Regions from separate parts of the Homo sapiens genome. Here region 1 is linked to region 2. Evidence: chromatin contacts called from ENCODE Hi-C or POLR2A ChIA-PET data. All regions are on one chromosome and are shown on one strand. Each heading gives the region's core, a stretch centred on a gene start or an enhancer-like site at or near the end of the contact. The rest is flanking DNA. Distances are from core to core; before and after follow the strand shown.

Evidence for each region. A loop is a pair of places that touch in the nucleus more often than their neighbours do. ChIA-PET counts read pairs that join two places held with the same protein, here RNA polymerase II (POLR2A). Pooled maps may share reads with other maps.
Region 1: a loop to region 2 is called in a pooled map, with 2.5 times the contacts of the local background. The contact joins two enhancer-like sites. A Hi-C loop is called at or near these places in 1 of 37 single-sample maps with no recorded cell type and 2 of 50 pooled maps. POLR2A ChIA-PET finds 5 or more read pairs at or near these places in 2 of 52 experiments (T-cell and activated CD8-positive, alpha-beta memory T cell).

Annotation. Positions count from the first base shown.
Region 1 is chr4:26,884,786-26,891,741 of GRCh38, forward strand. The region is part of intron 1 of STIM2 (stromal interaction molecule 2); the gene reads left to right. Among named protein-coding and RNA genes, the nearest start is that of STIM2, 27 kb to the left of the region's middle. Within about 2 kb of position 1,251, at least 9 of the 41 ENCODE cell types and tissues checked have a DNase peak (open chromatin) inside an H3K27ac peak, as active enhancers do.
Region 2 is chr4:25,840,405-25,847,369 of GRCh38, forward strand. SEL1L3 (SEL1L family member 3) reads right to left here. Exons shown (of 24, transcript NM_015187.5): 2 at 6,890-6,965. Among named protein-coding and RNA genes, the nearest start is that of SEL1L3, 19 kb to the right of the region's middle. RefSeq lists an enhancer at 3,129-3,897 and a silencer at 5,503-5,797. Within about 2 kb of position 3,432, at least 11 of the 41 ENCODE cell types and tissues checked have a DNase peak (open chromatin) inside an H3K27ac peak, as active enhancers do.

The sequences.
Region 1 (6,956 bases), core at 1-2,500, 1.0 Mb after region 2:
TCATTTAGTCCTCACAAGCTTATGGGGTAGATCCGTATCTTATAGGTAATGTAACGGAGACCCAGAGAGGTTAAACACGAGTTCACAGAACTGGCAAGTGGGTGAGACAGAATTCTCACAACAAGATTCACATCCTTAACCAGTACTCTTGCCTCTTGAGTAATTGAACCTTGACTCCTTTGAATTATAAAACTTGCTTTATTTCAAACATTTTGGAGTCAAATTATTTCTAAAACGTGTGACTTATTTCTCTACTTTCTTAATCAGAATGTATTGGGTACAGTTAATGGGTACAATATTAGGGTTAGTACACATGCAAAAACACAGATACTCTTAAGGATTGTTGATTTGTGTTCCACTGTTCATGTTCAACCTTATTTTTCATGGTTTTGAATTGCTGTAATATCTAGTTTTCCAAAAGCTTTTTACTTAAATACAGTATAACAGTACAGGAAAGGGCTCAAATCATCAGTATACAGCTCATTTCAACCATTTTTAACAAAGTGAATACTCACATGTTATTAGCACCCAGATCGAGAAACATAATGTTGCCTTTACCCAGAAGTCCTTCATGTCCTCTTGAAATCAGTATGTGCCTTTGCCTAAGGTTAACCACTGTCCTTACTTTAATACCATAGATTTGCTTCCCTATTTTTGAATGTGAATAAATGGAGTCATCAGCATATGATTGTATCAGCTTATTTACTGGACAGCTGTCATTTTATTTTTTGGTATCTGCTAAGACTGGAAAATAGGGGTATCAAGGCTTGAATTGTAAATCTTGATGGTATGAAGGATCCTCCTTTAACTAAAGCATGTAGGATTTTAATGTGTGATATTTGTGACATAGTTTTCATTTCTGACTATTTTTTCAGGTTTATGTTTTGCCTGGGTGAATTCAGAATGTAACTTTCAGATATACAAATTGTTTACCTTGGTTACCAGGCTATGTAGTTTATAAGAGCAGTAAAACTGAAAATATAGCATTCAGTGCTAGTTGTATTATGAGAATGAAGCCAAATTTAGCACCTCAGGTTATATATATATATATATATATATATATATATATATATATATATATATATATATGTATATGTCTATTCATGTAAATATGCAGTGTTGATTTATCCTAATTACTGAGACATTCCATTATGGCTTATTGAAAATTACATATAAACCTTATTTTAAATCTGATTTTTAGATACTTGAGTTTTAAGAAGCTGATCACCATGCGCCAGTTCCTCTTATTTGACAAACAAGGAAGTTGTGGCTATGTGAGCTCATAATTTGAGGTTCAGTGGAACAGAGGAGAACTGTGACGGGCAGAACATTTACTTTCATATTCTCTGTAAAACCAAATCAGTGAGAAGGATGCAAGGAGAACTAGGACAGTATATGAACTTTTTCCTTCTTAAAGCTTTTTCTGTGTAGGAGCATATTCATATAACTGAGAAGATTGTTTGAAATTTTAGCTTAAGGCTAATATATTATTTCAATATATACTCATTGAACACTTACAGATATTGTTGTAGGTATTGGAGCAATGAAGAAAACGATGAGCTTAATTTCACTGAGGATAAGACAGTTAACAAGTAGACAAATATTTATCAGGAGATGATAAATGCAATGAAGGAAAATAAAATAGGTGAGAAGGTAGAGAATGTTAGGGAAAGTATATGTGTGTTTGCTGTTATTTAAGGTGGTCAGGGAAATCTTCATAGTTGACATTTGACAAGAGAGAAGGGAGAGACAGAGGGATGAGACCCTTCAGGTGGAGAGAATGGCATGTGCATGGGCCCTGATGGATACCATTGTTGGATTTTTGGAGAAACTTCCAGGAGACCACAGGGCTGGTGTAGAGTAAGCAATGGAGAGAGTAATAGATAGATCAGAGAGGTTGTCTGGGCTAGAATGTACAGTCTTGTAGACATCATCTACAAGATGTGAGGACATTGTCATTGTATGTCATGTACTCTGAGATGGGGAGCTACTGCAGGGTTTTTGAGAAGTGTGACATGATTTGATTTATGTTTGGAAATGATCACTTCAGCTCTTTCACTGAAATGACACTCTAGAAGGTCTAGTCTTAGAGCAGGGAGACCAATTAGTAGGCTTTTGTCCGGGGAGAGAAAGTGCTAGAGCTCCCTTGTTAGCTATGGAGGTGGTAATAGGTGGTATAGGTGGAGCTATATGTGGATGCTAAATACAGTGAAAGCCCTTCTGTTCTGTTGTCCTGAAAATCAAGTTCATTGTTATATGAACTTTATTGTGAAGTAAAGACATAAAAGCTTATGCCTTTATAGGATATAATTTAAAGAGCTAGGAAATTGGAACAACCCGTAGTGTTCAACTGCTGAATGTTACAAGATACAATAAGCACCAAACCAAATAATTAAACTTTTTTTTTTTTTTTTTTTTTTTTGCCTCTTGCCTTGTCCGTGATCCCTTTAAAACTTAGAATTTATTTGAGCTTTTTTTCTTTACTGTTTTGTTTGATGTTGCTTTCATTTTCTACTTGGGTTAAGATGTATCTTGCTAATAATCTAAGATCACACCGTGCTGTTACAGAATTACAGACTTTGATTGAACTCAAGGAAGTGGACAAAGCCTAAAGCTCAAACTGTCTGCTAATTACAGGAACTTCTCCGGTGTATCCCTTATAGACTGTCATTCATTAGCTCCTCAGATACTTTGGGTGGTTGGGAACTTATTGCTCCTGAACAACTTTTCCATTAGTAGGCAGTTCTGGTTTGTGAGAAGTTCTTTGTTGCATTAAACTAAAATCTTTCAGTACTTTCTTTGGGTTCTAGATGTATCCTTTGAAGCAAAGAGTGGCTATTTTTTCTCTTAATGTTTTAAAAGACCCTGTATTAGGGTTCTGTACAGAAATAGAACCAGAAGGAATGAATGTATATGTTCATTATTACAAATTAATAATATAATTTTATATAGTGCATATCTGTAATTATATTACCAATTATTTAGTTGCACTTAAAATACTCAAAGATGTAACTTAAAATAATTAATTGTTTTATACATGTATCTACATATCTACATAGATAGACATAGGTAAAACATAGAGACTTATTTCAAGGAATTGGCTGAGGTAATTGAAAAGATCCAAATCCAAATCCAAAATCCATAGGATAGGCTGGCAGATTGGAAACTCTTGGGCAGGCGATGATGCTGCAGTCGTGGGGCAGAATATTTCTTTCTCAGAAAAGGCTTTCCTGCTGATTGGATCAGGCCCACCCACATTTCCAAGAATAATTTCCTTTGCTTAAAGTCAACTGATTGTAGATGTTAACTGTGTTTACAAAATACCATCACAGTAGCACCCAGGTTAGTGTTTGATTGAATAACTGGATACTATAGTTTAGACAAGTTGATACATAAAACTGTCATAGTCCATCCTTGTCAACTTGGCGCCCATACACATCTTCTTAAATGATACTTAATCTCCAAATGAACGCAATAACAAAGTCATACTTCTGCCTAACATAATATGAATATCCTTCAAACAACTGAAAACATGCCAACCCTTTCCCCAGAAGAGGATGCGGAGTCCCTGGGTAATGTTCATTCTCCCTAATAAGCTATAACTTAAATATCATGATGTAAAGTTAGCTATTATTAATATATCTTATGTCAGATGATAAAGGGATTAAAGAGCAAGAAAACAAAGATATTTGCTAAATATTTGAATACATTCGTTACAAAATAAGACATAACAGTTACAGTTTTCTGTGGCTGGTCACATGGTCGTAGCTGGTTTTTGTTTATGATTACCTTCTTGCACTATCCATTCCATTTTTCCCTTTCCCTTAGCAAGCACCTTAGCTCTTTGTGGTTCTTTGCCTGTTGGGGTGATCCAAAACTTTGTTCCTGAAGGGTCTGGGCATACCCAATTTAAGTAGTCCTTAAATTGGGTTATTGTAGTTTTCCATTGACTTTAATCACAGAGCATGGCAGTAATTACAAGATCTCTTGTATTCCGGACTTAGTCTTTTAATCACAGAGCGTGAAAGTAATTACAAGATCTCTCGTATTCTGGACTTAGTCTTTCATACCTCCATTGTATGGTAGCAGTTGAATTTCTTCTTAGTAACCAGCAACCCTGGTCAGTACACTAACCCTGGGTCTTCTTTGCCTGTTCATTCTGAGGCATGAGGAGTTCAAAGTGGCCAGGTGGTAGTCTTAATGTCGGTTCAGTGGAATCATTCTATCTCCCAGTGGAAACAGTCCTCTTTTTGGAAATAAGGCCTCTAGACCAGCAGAGGATAAGGTTAAAGAATAGGCAACAAAAATTTCGCTAGTGAAACAATAGGGATAATAGTGAGTGGCCCCACTCTTATTTCTCTCTCTGGATTCTGGGATCCATGAATCCTGGCCATGGGAGAAATAGCACCATACATTGGATGCTGATTTAGAGCATACATAGCCTCATGGAAAACATTGCACAAGTTTTTGTCACCTTGCTGACAACGTAACTGAGTCTTCAAAAATCCATTCTACCATTCTATTAAGCCAGCTGCTTCAGGATGATGAGGAACATGGTAAGACCAGTGAATTTTATTAGTATGGGTCCACTGTTACACTTCATGTGCTGTAAAGTGTGTTCCTTGATCAGAAGCAATGCTGTGTGAAGCACCTAGATGGTGGATAAGGCATTCTGTGGGTTTGGCAGAATGCTTGCATGCAGGGAAGAGAAATCCATATCTAGAGTATCTGTTGTAATAAGAACAAAACAGTGCCCCATTCATGATGGCAGTGGTCCAATATAATCAGCCTTTCATGAGATAGTTGGCTGATCACTCTGGGGAACGGTGCCATATCAGGGACTCATTATTGGTTTCTGTAACTGGCAGATTGGGCCTCATTAGCACCTGTAGCCAGGTCGGCCTTGGTACATAGAAGTTCATGTTGCTGAGCCACCTTCCTCCTTCCTATGGCCTCTTCGTTCATGACAGAAGTGGCTAGGGAAAAAAGCTGGCTGGGATCTGCAGAATGAGTTATTCTATCTACTTGATTATTAAAATCCTGCTCTGCTGAGGTCACCTTTTGGTCAGCATTCACGTGGGACACAGATTCCTTCACATTTTTTGCCCAAAGAGGTCTATCTACATTATTTCTCCAGATCCTCTTGTTACCATTTTCCCAATTATGTCCTTCCAATTCTGTGACCATCTAGCTAAACAGTAGGCCACATCCTATGAATTGGTGTACACGGTGGCACCTCTGGCCATTTCTTCTTCCAAGCAAAATGAGAGCCAAGTGTGCTGCCCAAAGTTCTGTCCACAGGAGAGTTTTCCTTCATTACTATCCCTGTCCCAGAAAGGCAGTTAGTGCTACAGCCATCTGCTTTGTGATGGTTTGTGCATATTGTCCACAGTCATCTGTAAACTAGGCCCACTTTTTTTTCTTCGGTCAACTGATAGTAGGAAACTTCCCCTGAGGTCATAGGTGTGGGCTGGGAGAGAGAAGGGAATGTGGTAGGAATGGGGACCGTGGGCATTTGTACAACTTCTTCATATAACTTACTTGAACCTTCAGGGCCTGCTTGATCTTGATCTGTCATATTCCATTTTCATTCAGTGATGGAGTACTGCCATGCATGCCCCACTTTATGAATCGTGGGGCCAGATAGCACCCAGTTCATAATGGGCAGCTCAGGTCTCATGGCAACTCCTTGGCACATTGTTCAGCATTTAGTCTCTAATAAGGCCCCGTAGCAAGCCAAAATCTGTTTCTCAAAAGGAGAGTACTCGGTGGCTCACGCCTGTAATCCCAGCACTTTGGGAGGCCGAGGCGGGTGGATCACGAGGTCAGGAGATCGAGACCATCCCAGCTAAAACGTTGAAACCCCGTCTCTACTAAAAATACAAAAAATTAGCCGGGCGTAGTGGCGGGCGCCTGTAGTCCCAGCTACTTGGGAGGCTGAGGCAGGAGAATGGCGTGAACCCGGGAGGCGGAGCTTGCAGTGAGCCGAGATCCCGCCACTGCACTCCAGCCTGGGCGACAGAGCGAGACTCCGTCTCAAAAAAAAAAAAAAAAAAAAGGAGAGTACTTTTCCAGAGAGGATGGCAGAGCTTTGCTCTAAGATCCTAAGGGTCTTCACTCTGATTAACCTATATGAGCCTGTCAGTAGAGGCTTCACACAGAAGCTCTATCTGCCTCTGAAACTTGAAGCACTATTGGATCTACTGGATCACATGTCCCAAGTGGCACAGCAGCTTACAATGGCAGCCTAGTCTGTTGCAAAGCCTTTTCTTGTTCTGGGCCACATTCAGAACTAATAGCTTTATAGTTCAGTTTGTGTGATGGATAATTTTTTGTGTGTGTCAACTTGGCTGGTCTGTGGTGTCCAGTTGTTTGGTCAAACACTAGTCTAGATGTTGCATGAAAGTAATTTGTAGATATGATTAGTATCTGTAAGTAGTTATGCTGAGAGATTGCCCTTGATGATATGAGTGGGCCTTATCCAATCAGTTGAAGGCCTTAGGAGCAGAAACTGAGGTTTCCTGAAAAAGAAGTATTTCTGCCTTAAGACTGTAACCTAGACATTTTGCTTGAGTTTCTAGCTTGCTAGCTTGCTCTTGTGACAGAATTTGGACTCAAGTAAAACATAAACTCTTGCCTGCACTACAGATTTCAGACTTGTCAGCCTGTATAATCTTGTGAACTAGTTCCTTAAAATAAATCTCTATATTTATACACATATATGTGTGTTTGTGCATGTATATATACATATAAAGATATGTGTATACATACATACACACACACACACACACACACACACACACACACACACACCCCCTTTTGGTTATTGGTTCTGTTTTTCTAGAAAACCCTGACTGATACACTCAGTAAATGGGCTAGAGTAGCACACCCAAATAAGGAATATGTTGCCTTCCAAATACAAAGAGGCCTACTAGACATTCTGTCTGTCTTGATTT
Region 2 (6,965 bases), core at 2,182-4,681:
AAGACAAGTCAAGGCTGGTTCCAACACTTGACTTAACTTTCAATCATTTTGTTGTAATGAAATTTTGTTATAAAAAATCATACTTCCAGTCCATTGGATCTGAAGATGAGAATGCATTTTTGAAACGAAAAGAGTGGAGAAGAAGAAAACTGCCATGTTGCCCCAGAGTTTCTTATTTAAGAGGGAAGATCAGAGAAGTGTTCATAAAGCTAAACATTAGGGCATTTAAGAACCTTCCAAGAGTGTTCCTAAACTGCTTATCCAGTCTTACTTCTTGAATTGCCCATGTCACACCTGAGATTATACCTTGGAAAATAAACCACAGCAAGTGTGCTGCTAGTCCACATTTCCACTCCATGGCAGACAGTAACTGATGGACATGGCACTCTTTCTCAGTAAGTGCAGACTCATCCTCAGAATCCTACTCAACACCATGCTCTAGGCAGCCACCCCCAAGCAACACAAGCTAGCCTGTGAGATGAAGCCCTTGTTGCCATCTTTCCCGTCAAGGAACAAAGGCTTATCACCATTTCCCAATCCGGAATTTTCTCCTTTGTGTGCCACAGCTTATGCCTTCCCCTCTGCCTGAAAGCTCAATGTCCTTCTTTCATTCCTTTTTTTTTTTTCCTTCTTCTTCTCTTTTTTTGAGACAGAGTCTTGCTCTGTCACCCAGGCTGGAGTGCAGTGGCACCATTTTGGCTCACTGCAGCCTCCATCTCCTGAATTCAAGCAATTCTCCCACCTCAGCCCCCCAAGTAGCTGGGACCACAGATGCATGCCACCATGCCTGGCTAATTTTCTGTATTTTTAGTAGAGATGGGCTTTCACCATGTTGGCTAGGCTGGTCTCTAACTCCTGGCCTCAAGTGATCTGCCTGCCTCAGCCTCCCAAAGTGCTGGGATCACAGGCGTGAGCCACTGCACCCAGCCCCTCCTTTTTGATCCATGAAAACTCTACACATCCTTCAAGTCTCTGTCAAAATGTCACCTCCTCTGAAGAAGCCACACAAAGTGCTTAACACACACAGATTGCTCAGGAACTTTTTTTCAGTGAATGAATGACTTAAAATAAATAAATAGCTTCATGACATCACCTGGTAGTTTAGCCTAATGAATAAGTGTGGGGTTTGGGAACCAAACTATCCAGGTTCAAACTCCAGCATCTTCATTAATAGCTGTGCAAACTTAGACAAACTACTCTATCTCTCTGAGTCAGTTTTCTGTTTTCTCCTTGGTGGAATATTGGGCATATTAAATTAAATAACAGCGGGCCAGGCGCTGTAGTTCACCCAGCACTTTGTAATCCCTGCACTTTGGGGGCCGATGCAGGCAGATCACTTGAGGACAGGAGTTTGAGACCAGCCTGGCCAACATAGCGAAACACCATCTCTACTGAAAATACAAAAATTAGCTGGGTGTGGTGGCACGTGTCTGTAACACCAGCTACTCGGGAGGCTGAGGCAGGAGAATCGCATGAACCTGGGAGGCGGAGGGTGCAGTGAGCTGAGATCGCGCCACTGCACTCCAGCCTGGGTGACAGAGCAAGACCCTGTCTCAAAAAAATTAGATAACCACGTAAACCACATAAAGCACTTTGACAGTGCCTGGCACATAGCAAATGTTCAGTAGCAGTAAGTGACTGTAACTATTGGTAGCCATGTTAAAGAGGGTGGCTTTGTCCTCATCTTTAAGCCTCCACACTCAGTAAAGAAATTGATACATAGTAGGTGCTCAGTCAATCTTTGTTTAATTGAATGAATCATGATACGTGTCATAGGAGCAGTACCAACACAGCATTCTGATGGCCAGCATTTATGAAGTTAATTTCTGGTTGTGGAAATTAAAAAAAAAAAAACTCAACAAAACTTCAGGGTGGGGGCTAGAAAAGTGTTAGAAATTTGAGCAGGCTGTTGAAATAGGGGCATGATTTTGCCAAGCAGACATGGAAAGTGGCAGTGGGGGGCGGTGTTGCTTCGTGGGCAGGGGGAGTCGGGGCGGAACAGGAGCTATTCTAAGGAAAAGAAACTGCTTTAGCAAAGACATAGGGGTGGGGAATCAAAGACTTAAACCACAAAGGGGAAGCTGAGCTTACCTGTGGCTGCAAAGGAGAATCCCTGAACAGGAGGAGCCTGCAGCCTTAACTAGCGCAGCCCTGGTGGGTTTGTCTGGGAAGCTGTGGAGTGTGTGCAGTGGCCCTAGGGAAGGAGCACTGCCACCTCCACCCCCACACCCTCCCTCATGTGGCAACACAGCCCTGCAAGGGTATCAGTGTGTGATGTTCACAAACTGTCCTTCCCTCTTGGTTAAGAGCATTCATTCAATCAACAAGTAGTCATGAGTGCAGGGGCCTATGATCAGCATCAGAACAAAGCAAACAAGTCCCCTGGCCTCATGGAGCTTGTGCTCCAGTGTGGGCCAGGAAATAGGCACATAGGCAACTAAAGATATTTACTGAAACTGTCCAGTGGTGATCAGGCCAGGAAGGAAAATGAAGGTGGACAATGACAGGCAGGGCGGTGGGGGTGGGCCTGCTGTCTTAGATAAGGAGATGGCATTGGAGCAGAGGGGTAGGTGAGGTAAGGAAGTGGCCATGTGGTGATCTGGGAGAAGAGCATCTTAGGTGGAGGGAGCAGTCACACAGATGTCCCAAAGTGAGAATGAACTTGGTATGCTCCAGGAGAAGCAAGCGGGCCCCTGTGGCTGGAAGCAGTGGGGAAGGGTGTGCGTGGTGGGACACAAGGCTGCAAGGGGACAGGGACAGATTCCCACAGAGTAAGGGGCATGGGTTGATCTTAACTGGGATCAGTGGATTATGGGAGGAACTGGGGGGCTTAATCAGGCAGTGATGCAATCACCTTGCACTGGCTGCTGGTGGGGGGTGAGGAGGGTACGACGGGCAAAACTGGGTGGCCACTTGCAGGCAGTGCCAGGAGTCCAGACAGGAGGATGACGGCTTAGACCAGGATGACGGCACTCCACGTGGTGAGAAATGCAAGAAGGGACTGAATATGTGACACATACAGCCAGCACTAGGTGACTCTCAAAATAGAGTATGACAGGAAGAGAAGTCCAGGTGGGTCCCCAGGTCTGGGGCCCAAGTCACTGGCCTGCATGGCTGATTCCTTTCTTTCTGTGACTCCAGCGTGAGTCAGGCACACATGTGATTTGGGAGGGACAACAGAAACGCCCAGTCCCCTCCCTCAAGGAAATAAGCCACATTAGGTAGATCCACAGTCTGCCTATGGCTACATATGCCCCCCACACCCAGAATGCAGCAGTAACACGTGCACCGGGGGCATGTGGCCGAGTCGTGGCACACACGTGTTCCCAATGGCTACCGACTTCTCATCTGGGTTAGGTTTTCCCTGCAGGGCTGGGTAAACGTCTGCTGCGTCTCCACCAAAAATCAGCCTCATGGCCTGGCCGGGTCTGGCCTGGCAAAGGAGATAAGCTGCTGAGAGCCGTGTCTGGACACACGTGGCCCTCGCCTCGGGAGCCTTGGCAAAGCCAGCGATGGAGGCCCTCCAAGCACACTTCCAGAACGCCCGGGCACAGGGACTTTGACTCTTTTTATACATGAAAAGGAAAATGAAAGCAAGTCAGGGAGTACTTCAGTTCAGAGGCAGGGCCATCGTAGGACACCAGGCACTTGACACAGAAAACCTTCCCTGAAACCCCACATCAGTGCTGGCTGAGACAGGGACCATACATGACAGGCCCCCTGTGGCTCAGCTCGGAGCCTCACTAATGCCATCTTGTTCTGACTTGATTCTTGTTCATCAAGAAGCCCCTGCTAAGAACAAACCAGAGGCTTGGCCCCCTTCTATCCCCACAGCCCAGATCCAGAACAAAGGTCATGGATGTTTTCCATGGGACTGCTGCAGACCCTCTTGTGATCTGTCTTTTGGAGAAGGAAGAATGTGTGCCCCTTTTTCGGTAAACAAATCACAGCCTTGTAATCAGAGCTTATTTTGAGGGTGCATGGAGCTCCCCACCATTTTCAGTGACTTTAACTCTTGGGAAAGGGTTTTCTCTGCGTTATGGTTTAATTCTCACTCCTAAGGTAATGCTCTGAAGCAGGTGAGGAGAAAAATCCCACTGTGCTGTTCCTAAGCCTTGTGAATATGAGAAGAAACAACAAAAGAAGGAAAAGACGTTTCACATTTTAAGGGCATATTCAGGTGCCCTAAGAACTGAGCCAGTTCGTTAAATGATTTCATTTGGAAACTTCCAGCTTGCAATTCAGTCATTCTTCAATCAGAAATACATGATTTGTCAAATATGAAATGGAATCATTAATCCCTGACAAAGTCGGAGGTACAGCAAATTGTGGCTGTGTGTGCCCCACGCTATCTTCCCCTTAACAAATTAGGTGGCCCTGTGGAAGGTATTCCAGACAGATGCCTGCATGGGGCTCTGCCTGGAAGAGGGAGGCACACTGATCATCAAAATGATTGACTTGACTGCTTTCAGACATTTAACTACCCATCCCACCCTCCCCACTATGTGCACACACACAGAAAGGGAATTTACTTTCATCTTCTAGACATCTTTTCATTTAAAGCACTGCACAAATGCAGAATAAACCAGACAGACAGGGTTATTAAAATGTAGGTTAAAATTGTATAGATCTACACAAACACAGGACCCCCTGTAAAAAGTGGTAAAATCTGAGTAAGGTCTGGAGTCCAGTTAACAGTATTAGATCAGCATTACTTCCCCAATTTTGATTTTGCACTGTAGTTATGGAAAATGAGGAAGCGGGGGTGAGGATACACAGGGACCCTGTACCCTTTGCAACTTTCTGTGAATCTATACTTATTTCAAAATAGTTTTAATTCAGCACTTTGGAAGGCCAAGGTGGGAGGACTGCTTGAGCCTAGGAGTTCAAGACCAGCCTGGGCAACATAGGAAGACCCCATCTCTACAAAAAAATAAAAAAATAAACTGGGTGTGGTGGTACATGCCCATGGTCCCCGCTACTCAGGAGGCTGAGGTGGGAGGATTGTTTGAGCCCAGGATGTTGAGGCTATAGTGAGTTATGATCGTGCCACTGCACTCCAGCTTGGGTAACAGAGTGAAACCCTGTCTCAAAACAAGAAAAAGTTTTGAAAAATATCAAATGTGCCAGTTCTAGGGTAAGTGGCTTCTGACCAACTATCATGTATGGTGACACAGGTCCTTTCAGTTTTCATTATATGCAGAGCTGTTTTGGGACAGTACCAAGAAATCGCCACAGTCATTATTTCCCCCAAAGATAGCCCAACAGAAATCACATCCCAGAGATGACAAGAAATTGATCACTAAAGGAAAAACTTAGAGTGCATGTCCTTAAGTCACCTTGTCCCAAACCCATCCTGTTGATGAAATGTCAGGCACTTCCTGTGGAAGGGTCTGTTGCCACAAATCCATGGATGTCCTCTGCCTGCCAAGCCTGGCTGGGGGTCGGGACACGGGAACCATAGCAATCCTAAGTCCAACCAGCTCTGTCCCTGGCCCACAGGTTCTCAAGTTTTAGGGTGCATTAGAGTCGTGAGGAAGGTGTTTAAAATGCCGATTCCAAGCCTTCCCCCACCCCCGCAGATCCTGACTAAGTAGATGAAGGACTGGGCCTAGGAATTTGCATTTGCAACAAGCATTTGTGATTCTGTCACAGGTGGTCCTAGGGCCACAGTTGAGGAAACAACTGGGCGCATGTGTGGGGAGGGCTCCCCACTGAGGGGGCAGAAGAAGAGCTGGCAGGCACTCGGCATCCACAGAGCAAGGCGCTCCTTGCACCAATGGAGAGAACTTCAGAGTGCCGCCTCTCAGCACATGCCTGAGATCTCCAGCCCCACGGCTTAAGGGAGGCTGCAGAAGGGCCTTGGAGCCTCCGGGATTGGTCCTGCTGAGGCTGTGACCATGTGGCATTTAGGATAAAATGCAGAGTGTGGACTCTATCATCATCACAGCTTCTCACTGAGTGCTGATGATGTGCTGAGCAATCACATCTCATTTAGTCCTCACAGCACTGCTCTGAAGGAACTGCTTGTTATCCCCATTTTACAGATAGGAAAACTGAGGCTCAGAGACTTCCAAGGTTACAGAGATAGAAAGTGGCAGGACAGGAATCAGGCCCAGCCAGAGGTTACCATTCTGTGGTACAACCTCCCTTTCTGTTGGAAGGGTTCCTTTAGGTTCTCATCTCCTCCAGGATAAAACACTCTGCTTAAAAATAATAGAGGCCCCGGCATGGTGGCTCACACCTGTAATCCCAGCATTTTGGGAGGCTAAGGCAGGCAGATCGCCTGAGGTCAGGAGTTTGAGACCAGCCTGGCCAACATGGTGAAACCCCATCTCTACTAAAAATACAAAAATTAGCCTGGCATGGTGGTGGGTGCCTGTAATCCCAGCTACTCGGGAGGCTGAGGCAGGAGAATTGCTTGAACCTGGGAGGCGGAGGTTGCAGTGAGCCGAGTGAGATCTCGCCACTGCACTCCAGCCTGGGCAACAGAACAAGACTCCATCTCAAAAAAAAAAAAAAAAAAAAAAGAGGAAACTTTAGCAGGCTTGTTGGAAGGTGAGTGGGAAGATTTTCCCAATCCTTGTTTCGGTGGCATGAATACTCCTTTCCAGCTTAAAGCAGATCTAACCCTCTCAAAGTCCACCTTCCTCAGCTCCTCTGTTCTGTTCTTTCATCTTTGGTCCTGCTCTCTCCTAATCTTTCTCCTCTCTTCCCCTTTTAATTTTTCTCCTTTTGTCTTCAAACTCCAAAGTTACAGACTCATTGTGTCCCTCCATCTTCCCTGTATCCCCCTTCGCTAATAGAAGAATTTTCTCTTGCCATTCGATCATGATACAGGCTATCTGAAAAAATGAGAATTAGGTTCCTAGCAAGATAGATGACCTACCATTTTCCAGAGGACACTGTGGAATCCTGTTTGCCCGAAGGTTCCAAATATAACCCATGTTCCACTCAAGGCACAC